2 separate regions of the Homo sapiens genome follow, and region 2 is linked to region 1. A link is an interaction called in ENCODE POLR2A ChIA-PET data of the cell type or tissue named here. Cell type or tissue: PC-3. All regions are shown on one strand.

Region 1 (2,500 bases):
CATGGGGAACCATATAAATGGTGACAACGTTGTCATCTCATGTTAAGATCTATGAGAGGTTTGCTATACCCAGAAACATTTAGTAACATGTACACCCAATACATTAATTTACTGTATATTTTGAACCTAAGGGAAACATAGCCGTAACTGCTCCCTCAATGGGGTCAGATGCAGATTTCACTGTTCTGCTTGGCCGTGGTGGGGATCCCCTTCATTCTTCACATTTTTAGGTCCTTCTTTCTTAACAAGCACTTAAGGAAAAATAATAACCTTCAATAGGCAGAGAAGAACTGTTTTGTGGTCAAGGACATTTATGTCTTAAGTCCCTGCTTAACATCATTAATCAAATTCTCAAGGTTTATTTATGAGAAACCAGAGAATGTCAAGGGTCCAAGACTGAATCTTGATTTTTCTATTCCAAGCACCAGTTTCCTCATGAAGACTATAGTCAAAAATAAAATCTGTCTACTTGATGGTTGAATTTATTTCTGCCTAATCACCTATTCAAACACACCAACTGAGGATCTAAAATATTTGTGTGTGTGTGTGTGTGTGTGTGTGTGTGTGTCTGTAATTTTCAGTAGTCTAGAGCAACAGACCTCCATTACTTTAGCCTTCTAAACACACATTTTACTCCCTGCGAATGACTTAGTAATGGAATTGTCTGATTTAGCTGGAAACTTGGCTTTTCTCTATTCATATGCGACTTAGTGTTCCAGCAATTCTCGTTTATAACATGTTAAAACTACTGGGCAAACTTTACATGCAATGGAAAAAATTTCACGTACATCTGTGAGCCCATATACTGAGGCGGGAGGCGTGCAGATGGAGAGGTATGGAGGAAAATGTTAATTTCCATTTTTCTCTCTGGGGATGCAAGCATTTAGCCTACAGCACTGGGAGCCTCATAAGTTATTACGCTGCATGTGAGACTATTGTCCTCTTCGAAACAGTAGAGTGTCTGAGAAAGCATTAAATGCTAAAAGCAAGAGAAACTGCTTTAAAGTTATGAAATTTTAATGAGACATTTGCTGAGGCAAATGTCTGAAGAGGGTAAAAATTTTAACATTCACAGAGCTAAGAATATAATTCAGATGTTTTGGTGATAGCTGGCACAAAGAAAATAGAAACAACTTGTATCATTGACCAGCAACTGCTCGCTGGGGTGTGATTGAACTTCTTGTTGCTAAAAAATCTAATGTGAGTATGAAAGACAACTTAGTATGTTTTCCTTGATCCAGAAACATCACCATGTGGACTCAATTATATCTGTTGTGACGGGATAGGTTCTCAAAGTCCCAGTGGCCTCCAAGTGTGCTTGCTCTAAGCCGATTATCTCTGAGGTCATGGGACAGAATGGTGCCCAGACCCAAGTAAGATGCTCAAGTCACATGGCTTGCTAAATCATACAGCAAGATGCAAGGAGAAAGAGAGGAAGTAGGTTCACAAACTTAGGAAAGGGAGCTAGCAAAATGAGAAGACCATGACACCTGAATCCGGTGTTACACAACCTTCACATATCCTGTTTCTCTGACACATAACCCTGCCCTGCGGTGGTGTGGTTTCAAGGTCCAGAGCGCAGGGTGAGCAAGGGGCTTAGTAAGTGCCCTGAAGCTAGCACTCACTTCCTCCCACAGAGAGGCACATGTTCAGGGACTCCTGGCCAGCAGCTGGGGCTCACTGGAAACTGCTGAGATGCTCTGGGATTTGTCTGCATATCCTAGGTAGGAGACATATGGGGCCAGAATGGAGGTAACCAAAAATTGAGGAAGATCTAGTGCCCCATAACTACTTAATGCTTCCTTAGGCCTTTTCTCCCTTCCTATCCATGTTCAACACACTTAGGCTGAACTTACTTTTCTGAGTCTAATGATTCTCACAAGCTACTGACTATTCTGTAGTCAGCTTTATGCCCTTAATTTGTATCTCTGTGTTCTATAAAAGAATTCAATAATCTCAAATGATGTAACAATTACACTTTTTTAGGTTAAGATGTCAAAATGAATAAATCATAAAGTAAAAATGTGGATATTTCCTTTTATCATGCAAAGCTTACTACAGGAGTTTTCGCAGGTTCTTGTAGCTTTCTTGTACCTCCCAGGATTCTCCTTTGCAGCTTTTTCCCATCACAGGAGTTGTATAGCCAGGGGCTAGAAGTATAATGAGCAGCTCCCGAGATATCATAATATTTCTCTTCTGTCTGCTCTCCTCCTCCTCTTTCTTTCCAGCATCCTCTCCTCCTCTTTCTTCTCATTTTCCTTCTCCACTTTCTTTTCCTTCCTTTCCTTCCTTCTGGTTAATCCTGATTTGGAAATTTTGGGTTATATACTTGCAAATCATTTACCCATTAATCTTTTATCCAACTGTAATATATCTTACTTTATGTGAATAATAGTGAGTAGAAACTCACCAGGTACTAAACTAATTAAAGTTTTTCCCATGAATTGAGAAGCAGCTGAAATATTGACTGCAGAACACTGCTTTAATTATGGTTCCTGCC
Region 2 (2,500 bases), 1.3 Mb after region 1:
GAGCAACCACACCCAGCCTATAGTTTAACTTTAAAACAAGAACGATAATGATCCCTTCCTGAAACTAACCCCCTCCTTGTTTGGGGACAAAAACCGTTTTTGTAAAACTAGTGGAAGTCCACAAGTTTAGAATTTTGGTAGGAACCTGAATTCTGTAAGATGCAGGCATAAACTCTAACCAGTTTTTGCTTTTATAATCTGCCTTTTTGTAACTGCTTACTACTCCAGAGTCACATAGCCAGTGGTCACAAGATTTATAACATCTCCAATTGTCACTATAGATAATGTCACTATTGTAAAACCTAAAACTAGTGTTTGAGTTATTTTTCAGACTTTACATTCTGATGGACCAACTGGTGCCACTGGGACCAGTAACCCATAGCAAAAAATGGACTCAGTTGATCCTGTGACCCCCTTCAAGAACCGATTCAACACAAGAAGACAGTTTCAACAGCCCTATGATTTCATCCCTGACCCAGCCAATCACCATTCCCCATTCTCTAGCCTCCTGATGGGCAGGAGGCTAGAGAGGTTCAAAGTTTTTCATCCTTGAAAGACTGTAGCCTCCAAATTCTCAGGAAGGCAGATTTGAGAATTATCTCTTATACTTGCTTGGCCACCCTGCAATTATTAAACTCTTTTTCTGCTGCAATCCTGTCGTTCTCAGTTTATTGGCTTTTTTCTAGGCAGCAGCCAAGAAGAACCCACATGGTAACATTCTCCTGATTAGACTGAGGTTGTGAGTTTTTAGGAAGCACCCCACAAACAGGTTGTGGCTTTCTCATAGTGTGATATCAGATGGCATGATATCAACATGACTTTTTACTGGTTAATTGACCATGATTACATGTATTAAATTAACTGAAATTTGTCCTGAGGCTGCCTCCCTACCTTTAGGGCCGATGTAAGGACTGCAACCTACCTTGGTATGTAAACAAACAAAGCATAGCTTGTTAAACTTTTATAGCTGGCTGAGTCAGCCAGTTACAGAAGCTGAGCTAAAGCCAGTTACAGGCTGCCAACTAATCAGACCATTTCCAAATAAGGCCAAAGTTGAGCTGTAACCAGTCAAGCTGTTTCTGTAGAGCACTTCTGTTTTCTGTCTGTAAATACTCCCTGCCCACTTTATAGAATTCTCTGAACCTCTTCTAGTTCTGAGTATTGTCTGATTCAAGAATCTTTCTTTGCTGAAATGAACTCGGCTAAACTTAATTTTCTAAAATTTGTCTTTTAACACTTGGTTAAGGTGGTGTCTGATAGGTTTCTCCCTATTTTTCCCTTTCCAGTCTATATACAGAAGTGGGTCTACATGTCCAGCCCACACTCAAGGGGAAAGGAAATAAGCTCCATTTTAAATTTGTGGTTATATTTTTAAATTACCACACTGATTAGTAAATTCAGGGAGAGATTCTTTGAGACTATGCAAATACCCTATTTCTACTTTTCTACTGATTTTAGTTATCATTGGTGGATCTTGGCTGCAACCATTACTACTGTGGTGTTCCAAATGGTGATTTGTTGTGTGAACTCTGAAAACTTGAGACAGGTCTCAGTTATTAGAAAGTTTGTTTGCGGCCGGGCGCTATGGCTCACGCCTGTAATCCCAGCACTTTGGGAAGCCAAGGCGGGTGGATCATGAGGTCAGGAGTTCAAGACCAGCCTGACACTCTGTCTTAAAAAAAAAAAAGAAAGTTTGTTTTGCCAAGGTTGAGGATGCAGGCCTGTGACACAGCCTCAGAAGGTCCTGACATGTGCCCAAGATGGTCGGAGCACAGCTTGGTTTTATACATTTCAAGGAAACATGAGACATCAATTAACATATGTAAAATGAACATTGGTTCTGTCCAAAAAGGCGGCAAAAGCGGGACAACTGAAAGCAGGGAGGGTGCTTCCACGTCAAAGGTAGGTAAAAGACAAATGGTTGCATTTTGTTGTCGTTGTTGTTATTGTTGTTGTTGTTGAGACAGAATCTCACTGTCATCACCCAGGCTAGAGTGCAGTGGCGCAACCTCGTCCTACTGCAAACCTCCGCCTCCCGGGTTCAAGCTGTTCTCCTGCCTCAGCCTCGTGAGTAGCTGGGATTACAGGCACCTGCGACCATGCCTGGCTAATTTTTGTACTTTTAGTAGGGACGGAATTTCACCATATTGGCCAGGCTGGTCTCAAACTCCTGACCTCAGGTGATCCACCCGCCTCAGCCTCCCAAAGTACTGGGATTACAGGTGTGAGCCACTGCACCCAACCTTCATTCCCTTTTTTTCTCTACACAGTATCTCCTCACAGAGCAAGAAGTTTCAATTTTAATAAAGTCCAATTTAGTAATTTTTTTTATAAATTGTGATGTTTGTATACAATTTAAAAACTCTTTGCCTAATCAAGGCCACAAAGACTTTCTCCTACATATTTATCTATAAGTTGTAGAATTTTAAGTGTATTTAAGCCTATAATCCATTTTGAGATAATTTTTTACGACATTGAAATATGTCAATATTCTTGTTTG

What was found. ChIA-PET counts read pairs that join two places held together with the same protein. Peaks named below come from ENCODE experiments on the same cell type or tissue, not always from the same donor. Only the 100,000 strongest peaks of a DNase experiment are listed, where the experiment ranks them.
Region 2: POLR2A ChIA-PET joins it to region 1 with 6 read pairs; 1 of 35 experiments calls an interaction of 5 or more read pairs at or near these places.

The regions. Positions count from the first base shown.
Region 1 is chr10:36,533,260-36,535,759 of GRCh38, forward strand. No RefSeq gene overlaps it. Among named protein-coding and RNA genes, the nearest start is that of ANKRD30A, 590 kb to the right of the region's middle. In PC-3, no CTCF peak of the experiment used is centred here; a DNase peak (open chromatin) is centred at 1,562; H3K27ac peaks cover 2,500 bases.
Region 2 is chr10:37,860,015-37,862,514 of GRCh38, forward strand. It overlaps ZNF248-AS1 (ZNF248 antisense RNA 1), which reads left to right. Exons shown (of 2, transcript NR_186559.1): 2 at 1-652. Among named protein-coding and RNA genes, the nearest start is that of ZNF248-AS1, 3.5 kb to the left of the region's middle. In PC-3, no CTCF peak of the experiment used is centred here; a DNase peak (open chromatin) is centred at 997; H3K4me3 peaks cover 1,218 bases; H3K27ac peaks cover 1,905 bases.